Regions from separate parts of the Homo sapiens genome. Here region 1 is linked to region 2. Evidence: read pairs that join two places in POLR2A ChIA-PET (ENCODE). Cell type or tissue: Panc1. All regions are shown on one strand.

What was found. ChIA-PET counts read pairs that join two places held together with the same protein. Peaks named below come from ENCODE experiments on the same cell type or tissue, not always from the same donor. Only the 100,000 strongest peaks of a DNase experiment are listed, where the experiment ranks them.
Region 1: POLR2A ChIA-PET joins it to region 2 with 14 read pairs; 15 of 35 experiments call an interaction of 5 or more read pairs at or near these places.

The regions. Positions count from the first base shown.
Region 1 is chr12:31,975,101-31,980,100 of GRCh38, reverse strand. All of the region lies in intron 3 of RESF1 (retroelement silencing factor 1), which reads right to left. Among named protein-coding and RNA genes, the nearest start is that of RESF1, 18 kb to the right of the region's middle. In Panc1, no CTCF peak of the experiment used is centred here; no DNase peak of the experiment used is centred here.
Region 2 is chr12:31,712,002-31,717,001 of GRCh38, reverse strand. The region is part of intron 1 of AMN1 (antagonist of mitotic exit network 1 homolog); the gene reads left to right. It also overlaps the pseudogene STMN1P1. Among named protein-coding and RNA genes, the nearest start is that of AMN1, 15 kb to the left of the region's middle. RefSeq lists an enhancer at 1,396-1,535. In Panc1, no CTCF peak of the experiment used is centred here; no DNase peak of the experiment used is centred here; H3K4me3 peaks cover 324 bases; H3K27ac peaks cover 1,216 bases.

The sequences.
Region 1 (5,000 bases), 260 kb before region 2:
AAATTTCTGGCATAAGCAAACACTAATTCATAAATATCTTTTGTTATTCATAATGAACTCTGTATGCACATACCTGAGTCTATGCTACTAAGGTGACTTAAAGTGGGGGCCCCTAGATACCATCAGGATACAGCTGGTGGTCACCAGGAAAACCAAGTATTAGACGGTTGGAACTTTTAGTTCTAACCACTGACCTCCATAAAGTGGTGGGGGGAGCTGGAGATTGGACTCTATAAAAAGTCTTGGCTGGGTGTGGTGGCTCATGCCTGTAATCCCAGCAGTCTGTGAGGCTGAGGCAGGAAGATCTCTTGAGCCCAGGAGTTCAAGACCAGCCTGGGAAACATAGTGAAACCCTGTCTCTACTGAAAATTAAAAAAAAAAAAAAATTACCCCGTCATGGTGGTGCATGCCCGTAGTCCCAGCCACCTACTCAGAAAACAGAAGGCAGTGTAGGGAGGATCATCTGAGCCTGGGGGTTGAGGCTGCAGTGAGCCATGGTGGCACCACTCCACTCCAGCCTGGGTGACAGAGTAAGGCTGTTTTTTTTAAAAAACAAAACTCTTGAACATTGAGATGTGATGAGCCGAGCTTCTGGGCTGGTGAACAGAACACACTGAAGTGCTGGGAAGGTAGTGACCTCAGAGAAAGCATACCTTGTTTGCTTTATAGCCAGTTGGTCAGAAGTACAAACCTGGACTTGTGACTAGCTTCAAGTGGGGGCAGTCTTGTAGGACTGAGCCCTTTAACTTGTGGGTTCTGATGGTAACATCAGGTAGACAGTGTCAGAACTGAATCAAATCACAAGCCACCCAGTTGGTATGTGGAGAGAATTGGTCAGTTGGGAAAAAATTCCCACACATCTGGTGTCAGAAGTACTGTGGGGCCAGGTGCAGTGGCTCACGCCTGTAATCCCAGCATTTTGGGAGGCCAAGGTGGGCGGATCATGAGGTCAGGAGATCGAGACCATCCTGGCTAACACAGTGAAACCCCGTCTCTACTAAAAATACAAAAAATTAGCCAGGTGTGGTGGCAGGTGCCTGTAGTCCCAGCTACTCAGAAGGCTGAGGCAGGAGAATGGTGAGAACCCGGTAGGCGGAGCTTGCAGTGAGCCCAGATGGCGCCACTGCACTCCAGCCTGGGTGACAGAGCTAGACTCCGTTTCAAAAAAAAAAAAAAAAATCATGAGATCATTTCAAAAATCTAAGATAAGAATTTCTGACAAAATCAAATACTGCCGGGCACAGTGCCTCACACCTGTAATCCTGTAATCGCAGCACTTTGGGAGGCTGAGGCAGGGGTATCACGAGGTCAGGAGATGGAGACCATCCTGGCCAACACGGTGAAACCCCGGCCTCTACTAAATATACAAAAAAAAAAAAAAAAAAAAATTAGCTGGGTGTGGTGGCGGGCACCTGTAGTCCCAGCTACTCAGGAGGCTGAGGCAGGAGAATCACTTGAACCCAGGAGGTGGAGGTTGCAATGAGCTGAGATTGCGCCACTACACTCCAGCCTGGCGACAGAGCGAGAGCCCGTCTCAAAACAAAAAACAAAAAACAAAAAAAAACCCCAAATACCTACATATTTAAAAAATTATAAAGATGGAAACTTCTTTTGATAAATGGTAGCTAAAACAATTAAATAGTAACATGGAAGATGCCACTATCCCTCCATTAATCATTTTACTGGAGATCCTAGCTGGTATAAAGAAAAAAATATTAGGAGTATAAGCAGAGAGGAAAACACAAAACTGAGTATCAGATGTTATACAGAAAATCCAAAACTATGTAGAGATCTTTTTGTTTTACTGTTTATTACAATGCCCAAAAATAAGGTCAAAATGCAAGAATATTATCAGCAGTAATCTTTTAAAATACCATTAAAAAAATACTTAGAAAATGAAGGATGTGTCACATCTCTAACAAACAGCTGAGTGTAAAGATATGCCATGTTCAAATATTTGAAGACAGCATTAAAGATGCCAATAATCTCAAAATTTAGGTCAAGCGCAGTGGCTCTTGCCTGTAATCCCAGCACTTTGGGAGGCTGAGCTGGGCGACTGCTTGAGGTCAGAAGTTCAAGACCAGCCTGAACAACATGGTGAAATCCTGTCTCTACCAAAAATACAAAAAAAAAATTAGCCAGGTGTGCACACCTGTTGTCCCAGCTACTTGGAAGGCTGAGGTGGGAGGATTACTTGAGCCTGGGAGGTGGAGGTTGCAGTGAGCTGAGATTGCACCATTTGCACTCCAGCCTGGGCAGCAGAATGAGCTCTTGTCTCAAAAAAAAAAAAAAAAAAAAAGAAAGAAAGAAAAAGTAATTAAGAGTCAATACAATCCCAGTGGATTTTTTGATTTTTTGGGGTAACAAGCTTGATTATAAACTTTCCATGGAAATGCAAAACAAGCATGAATAGCGAAGACATACACACACTTTTATATATAGACACTTGTTTTATGACAAAGTTAGGAAAAAAGTTCTTTTCAATACATGAAGCTAGGTCAATTGGTTATCTATATGCCACGAATGAAAATAAGCCTTATCCAATTACACAGCAAGAGACATATACAAACAAATCAATCCCAGGTAGATTATCGTTTTAAAGTTTCCAGAAACAGGCCAGGCATGGTGGCCCACGCCTGTAAATCCCAGCACTTTGGGAGGCCGAGGCGGGCAGATCACCTGAGGTCAGAAGTTTGAGACCAACCTGACCAACATGGATGGTGAAGCCCCCGTCTCTACTAAAAATGCAAAAATTAGCCGGATGTGGTGGCACACACCTGTAATCCCAGCTACTCGTGAGGCTGAGGTAGGACAATCCCTTGAACCAGGGAGGCGGAGGTTGCAGTGAGCCGAGGTCGCACCACCGCACTCAAGCCTGGGCAACAAAAGCGAAACTCCATCTCAAAAAAACATGAGAATATCTTTATGCCCTCGGGATAGGGGAAGGTTCCTATAACAGGGCACAATGAACAATAAGAAAAAAGGTCCATAAAACGGACTGCATCAAAATTAATCACCACTGTTTATCAAAAAACACCATTAAGGAAGTGAAAAAGTAAAGTCACTCTCTAGAAGATTATATTCGCAATACATAGCAAAGAGATCATATCCAGCCTATATAGGGAATTACGTAAAAAGAAAAATGTAGACAACTCAATAAAAAATAAGCATGAAGCTTAATTAAACACTGTATGAGACACTACAGTTGATCCTTGAACGTGGCTTTGAAGTGCGTGGGTCCACTTATACGTGGATTTTCTTTTGTCTATGCTACCCTGGAGACAGCAAGACCAACCCCTTCTCTTCCCTCCTCCTCCGCCTAGTTAAGATAAATGTGATGAGGATAAACACCTTTATGATGATCCATTTCCACTTAATGAATAGTAAATATATTCTCTTATGATTTTGGTTTTTTTTTGAGATGGAGTCTCGCTCTGTCACCCAGACTGGAGTGCAGTGGTGCGATCTCGGCTCACTGCAACCTCTGCCTCCTGGGTTCAAGTGATTCTCCTGTCTCAGCCTCCCGAGCAGCAGGGATTACAGGGTCCCACCACCATGCCAGGCTAATTTTGTATTTTTAGTAGAGACAGGGTTTCACCATGTTGGCCAGGCTGGTCTCGAACTCCTGACCTTGTGATCCGCCGCACCCAATCCCTTATGATTTTCTTAATAAAATTTCCTTTTCTCAAGCTTATTCTAAGAATACAGCATATAATACATGTAACATACAAAATATGTGTTTATCAACTGTTTAATGTTACTGTTAAGGCTTCCACTGAACAGCATGCTATTGTTAATCAAGTTTTGGCGGAGTCAAAAGTTAAATGTGGATTTTTTTTACTGCACAAGAGTCAGTTATCCTAATTCCTATGTTATTCAATGGTCAACTATATTTAAATGGCAAAATTTTTGGTAAGTGCTAAATCCATTATGAATATCAGAAATGTAAATGAAAACCATAAGGTGGTAATACTATACACAATGGCTAGAATTTTTTCAACTCTCAATACCACATGTTGGCAAGAAAATGGAACAAATGGAACTCTCCTACAATGGTGATAGGAGTATATCATGATCCTTAAAGTAACCAACACTTTGGAAAGACGTATGGCATCATCTACCAAGGGTTAATAAATGCAAGCCCTGAGACCTAGAAGTTTCATTCCTAGGTATGTACCAAACAGAAATGCATAATTATAACACTGCCAGCAGCATTAGGTGCAGTAAGCAAAAACTGGAAACAAACAAAATAGAAATGTATTCATATTAATGAAACACTATAGTAACAAAAATAAAAGGCTATATGCAACATGAATCTAACAAACACAAGACTGAGTGAAAAAGGCCAGAGATTAAAGAATAATCCATGATTCCATTTATATAAAGATTGAAACACAGACAAAACCAACCATCTAGGGACTGTAGTGGTACTTTTTACAAAGTGTGATGGAATAGCAATTGGTAGTTAAGTAGCATGAAGACTGCTTTTGACCAGGGTGATACTTACACACAAGTGTGTTCCCTACATAATCCACTGCATTATACACTTACCATTTGTACCCTTTCTTAGGTATGTTTTGATTTCATAAAGTTATTTTTTAAAGCTCTCTTATAATAGTAGATGCATACTATTAAGCATTTATCAAAACCCGTAAGACCCATTGGATACAGAGTAAACTCTAATGTTAGTGATGGACTTTAATAATAACATATCAGTATGACTAATCCAAGTTGCTAATAGTGGAACCTTAGAGTTTTGGAGATGGGAGGTTCCTATAAAGCTCTTATATGGGAATGCTCTGTACTATAAGCTCAGTTTTCTTTTTCTTTTTTTTTCAGATGGAGTCTCGCTCTGTCGCCCAGGCTGGAGTGCAGTGGCACGATCTGCAACCTCCACCTCCCGGGTTCAAGCAATTCTCCTGCCTCAGCCTCCCGAGTAGCTGGGACTACAGGCGCGCGCCACCATGCCTGACTCATTTTTTATATTTTTGCTAGAGATG
Region 2 (5,000 bases):
GGTGGTTTGTAAGTCAAAAAGGAAAGGTGAAACAATAAACTTAGTGAATTCTTGTAGAAGAAAACATAGGAGAATATCTTCATGAACTTAGGACAGGGAAAGTTTATGAACAGGACAAAAAATCACCTGCTGTAATGGAAAACACTGATAAATTGGACTGTATTAGAATGTACTTCTCTTCAGCAAAAGACATGATTAAGAAAGTGGAAAGGCAATCCACGGAATGGGGGAATATATTTGCAACGTATATAACAAACAGAAGGTTCATATCCAGCATATAACAGGAATTCCTATATATCAGTAAGAAACATAATTAACCCAAAATGAAAGAGGGCAAAATACTTGAGTAGATACTCCACAAAAGAGGATATCCAACCAGACAATAAAAAGATGAATGTGTACCCATATTAATCAGAGATTGCAATTTAATGCCACATTGCATTGCTATTATATACCCACTAAAATGACTAAAATTTAAAAGATTAACAATGCCAAGTGTTGGCAAGGATATGGACCACAAGAATGCTCATTCACCAATGGTAGGATTGTGATTGGGTACAACCACTTTGAAAAACTGGCATTAAGCTAAACATATGCCTACCCTATGAGCCAGCAGTTCCACTACTAGATATATACACTCAGTTGAAACACAGATACGTGTGTACCAAAAGACATGTCTAAGAATATTCATATTGATATTCATAATAATAAAGAGTTACAAATGACCCAACTGTATATTCACTGTAGAATAAATTGGTCAAACAACAGAATATTATACGTTAGTGAAAATGGACATGAACAACGTGAAAATGGAAATGAATAATCTATAGCTACATGTAACGATACAGATAAATTTCACAAACATAATGTTGAGCAAAAGAAACCATGGAAAAATGATGGAGCAATACTGAAATCAAACAGAATAGTCTCTAAAGTGAAAAACATGAATACGGATAAAGAGAGACATTACTTAATGATAAAAGGAATATTCCACAAGAAAATATCATGAATTTGCAACTGACACCAGTCTTACAAAAAGGAAACCTGTCATGTAGTTTAGTCAAATTTAGTCACGTTAGGAAACTTAATAAACTACTCTTAAATTTTATAAATACAGAAAACAGCTCAGAGTGTGGTCAGGTGGCTCAGATCTAGCAGAGTTTTCCTTATCCCAGTGGATTTTGTAGAATACACTGCCAGTCTCTTGTCTTTCATTCATCATGGCTACTTCTGATATCCAGGTGAAAGCACTGGAGAAGTGTGCCTCAGGCTAGGCTTTTGAACTGATTCTCAGATACCATCAAAAGAATCCATCCCAGAGTTCCTTATTTCCCCTCCAAAGAAGAAAGATCTTTCCCTGGAGGAAATTCAGAATAAATCAGAAGCTTCAGAAGAAAGACACAAGCCCTGCGAAGCTGAGGCCTTGAAGCAGCTTGCTGAAAAATGAGAGCAGGAGAAAGAAGTGCTTCAGAAATCAATAAAAGAACAGCTTCAGTGAAATAGCAGAAGAGAAACTGACCCACAAAATGGAAGCTAACAAAGAGAACAGGAAGGCGCAAATGACTACCACACTGGAGTGTTTGCAGAGAAAGATAAGCACGTTGAAGAAATGCGGAAGAGCAAAGAATCCAGAGATCCTGGTGATGAGGCTGAAGCTGACTAATTTGTTCTAAGAACTGACTTTCTCCCCGCTCTTCTTCCTAGATATTCAGACTATACTGGCCAGTGTCATTTTATTTTTTGCTCCTGACAAATATTCTAGAAGCTGATGTAGGACTAGATAGGTAAATCCAGCCTGTACAATGTTGTTTTAGGAGCTAAAGGGAAGAAACTGAAAGAGTTTTACTCTTTTTCTAAAATGTTGGTCTTTCTAACATAGCTATTTTTCTTGTTGCATCTTTGCTACTTCAGTACACTTGGGTTAATGGCTAGTACTGTACTGGCTTTGTGAAACATATTTGTGAAAAGAGTATGTAGTGGCTTCTTTTGAACTGTTTGATACGGAATATTTGTTCATTTTTTAATCCCAATTCTGTCCTAATTTTACCAGATGCTACTGGACTTGAATGGTTAATAAAATTGCACAATGTTGTTGGTGGCAGTGACTTCTTTCTGTTCAGGTAATAAGTTAAAAAGATCCTCCTAGTTTATATTTGTTTCAGGTAGAGCTTTTAGGTCAATGGAAATAACCAGCATACACATTACTGCAAAGTCTCTGCTTTTGAGTTTCTTGCTCCAGAGTTGTTTGTATTGTCTTCTACAATCATTGCTTTGTTTCAATGCCTGGACCCTGATCAGCTGTTGCTATATTCTTTCAAATGTTTATTTGCAAACAATCTTTTTTGTTCTGTGTTCCTGTTTAAAAAGCAGATTAAGGCCGAGCACAAGGCTCATGCCTGTAATCCCAGCAGTTTGGGAGGCCAAGGTGGGAGGCTCACTTCAGCCCAGGAGTTCAAGACCGGCCTGGGCAACATATAGAGACCCCATCTCTACAAGAAATACAGAAAATTAGCTGATTGTGGTGGTGCATGTCTGTAGTCCCAACTACTTGGGAGGCTGAGGTAAGAGGATCACTTGAGCCTTGGAGGTTGAGGCTGCAGTGAGCTGTGATTGTGCCACTGTACTCCAGCCTGGGCAACAGAGTGAGACCTTGTCTCAAGATAAATAAATAAAAATTTTAAAGGCAGATTAAAGGCACAAATGGTGTTTCTAGAGAACAATTTAGAGGGAATCTTAAGATCCTAGTTGGAGATATCTGGTGGTTTGCTTGCTTTATGTTACAGGTGGAGGTGTATTCTAATGCTTTCCTGCCGTAAAAGCTATAATTTGAGAATTGGAAAATTTTTTGGGCTTTTTTCTTTACCCCCGACTCATAGTACAGCTTTGAGAATATAATAATATTAAAAAAGCTTTCCATGCTGCTGTAGCAACTCCTGTGAAATGATTTAAGGGAACTTTATTTATATTTTAAAAATCAATAATTTATTTATAGATATATGTATTAGTATTAAAAGTATAATTAAATAATGGACAGGAACTATTTTTAAAACTTTATGGTAGTAATTGTCTCTACAAACAGAGATACATAGAGTAAACCAGTCGAGTATATAAAAGTGGCTTTAATTTTATCAGAAAATTTTTTTTTTCTTTTTTTGAGACAAGGTCTAGCTCTCTCACCCAGGCTGGAGTGCAGTGGTACAATCACAGCTTACTGCAGCCTCACCTCCTGGACTCAAACAATCCTCCCACCTCAGCACCCCCGCACCCCAGGTAGCTGGGACTACAAGTGAATGCCACTACACCCAGCTAATTTTTGTATTATTTGTAGAGACAGGGTTTTGCCATGTTTCCCAGGCTGGTCTTGAACTCCTGGGCTCAAGTGAGCCTCCTGTCTCAGTCTCCCAAAGTGCTGGGATTATAGACATAAGCCACCATGCTCAGCCTTAATCAGAAATGTTTTATGTCTTGAGATGTCTGACACAAATATGATAAAAGAGTAACAAAATTCTAGGTTTGAGGTACATAGATGTATATCACCCTGTTTTATATTTCTGTATTTTTGAAATTTTTTATTATAAAACAACAAGCAAAAACTTGCAGAAATGAAAAGAAGACTTGATTTTAAATTACAAATATCATAAACTAGAAATTCCACATTTAGTAGAAAAATAAGAATATAGTAGAATTAGATAATACTGTAAATAAACATATATACATTAAACATATTTATGTGCAAACACATATACATACATGGAGAGAGATACTTATACATACATATATATATAACACACAGAGAGAACATTACATCTCTCACGTAGATAATATACATTCTCTGAATATATAGAGCATGTATTTGGCCACAACAAAGAGCTCTTACAAATTTGTCAACAAATAACAAAATGGTCCTCAAAAAACTAAAAATGGAACTACCCTATGATTCAGCAATTTCACCACTGGGTAAATATCCAAAAGAAAATAAATAAATATATAAAAGAGATATCTGCACTCCCATGTTTATTGCAGCACTATTTGTAATAACCAAAATATGGGCCGAGCATGGTGGCTCACACCTGTAATCCCAACACTTTGGGAGGCCGAGGCGTGTGGATCACGAGGTCAGGAGTTTGAGACCATCCTGGCTAACATGGTGAAACCCCGTCTCTACTAAAAAAGAAAAAATTAGCTGAGTGTGGTGGCATGCACCTGTAGTCCCAGCTACTTGGGAGGCTGAGGCAGGGGAATTGCTTGAACCCGGAAGGCAGAGGTTGCAGTGAGCTGAGATTGTGCCACTGCACTCCAGCCTGGCAACAGAGCAAGACTCTGTCTCAAAAAAATAAAAATAACCAAAATATGGAATCAACCTAAGTGCCCATCAATGGATGAATGAATAAAGAAAATGTGGTATAATACATATATATGATGGAATATTATTCAGCCATTAAAAAATAATGAAATCTGCTGGGTACGGTGGCTCATGCCTGTATTCCCAACACTTTGGGAGGCCAAGGCAGGCAGATCACGAGGTCAAGAGTTCAAGACCAGTCTGGCCAACATGGTGAAACCCTGTCTCTACTAAGAATACAAAAATTAGCCGGGCGTGGTGGCATGTGCCTGTAATCCCAGCTATTTGGGAGGCCAAGGAAGGAGAATTGCTTGAACCTGGGTGGCAGAGGTTGCAGTGAGCCGACATTGCACCACTGCACTCTAGCCTGGGCGACAGAGCAAGACTCCATCTTGAAAAAAAATAATAATAAAATAAAATAATAATGAAATCTTAGTCAAGTGTGGTAAGCATGCCTCTAGAAGCTGAGGCAGGAGGATCTCTTGAGCCTAGGAGGTTAAGGCTGCAGTGAGCTGTGATTGCACCATTGCACCCCAACCTAGGCAACAGAGCAAGACCCCATCTCGGGAGAGAGGGAGGTAGGGAAGGAGGGAGGGAGGGAGGAAGGGAGGGAGGGGGGAATGAATGAATTCTGTCATATGCAGCAACATGGATGGAA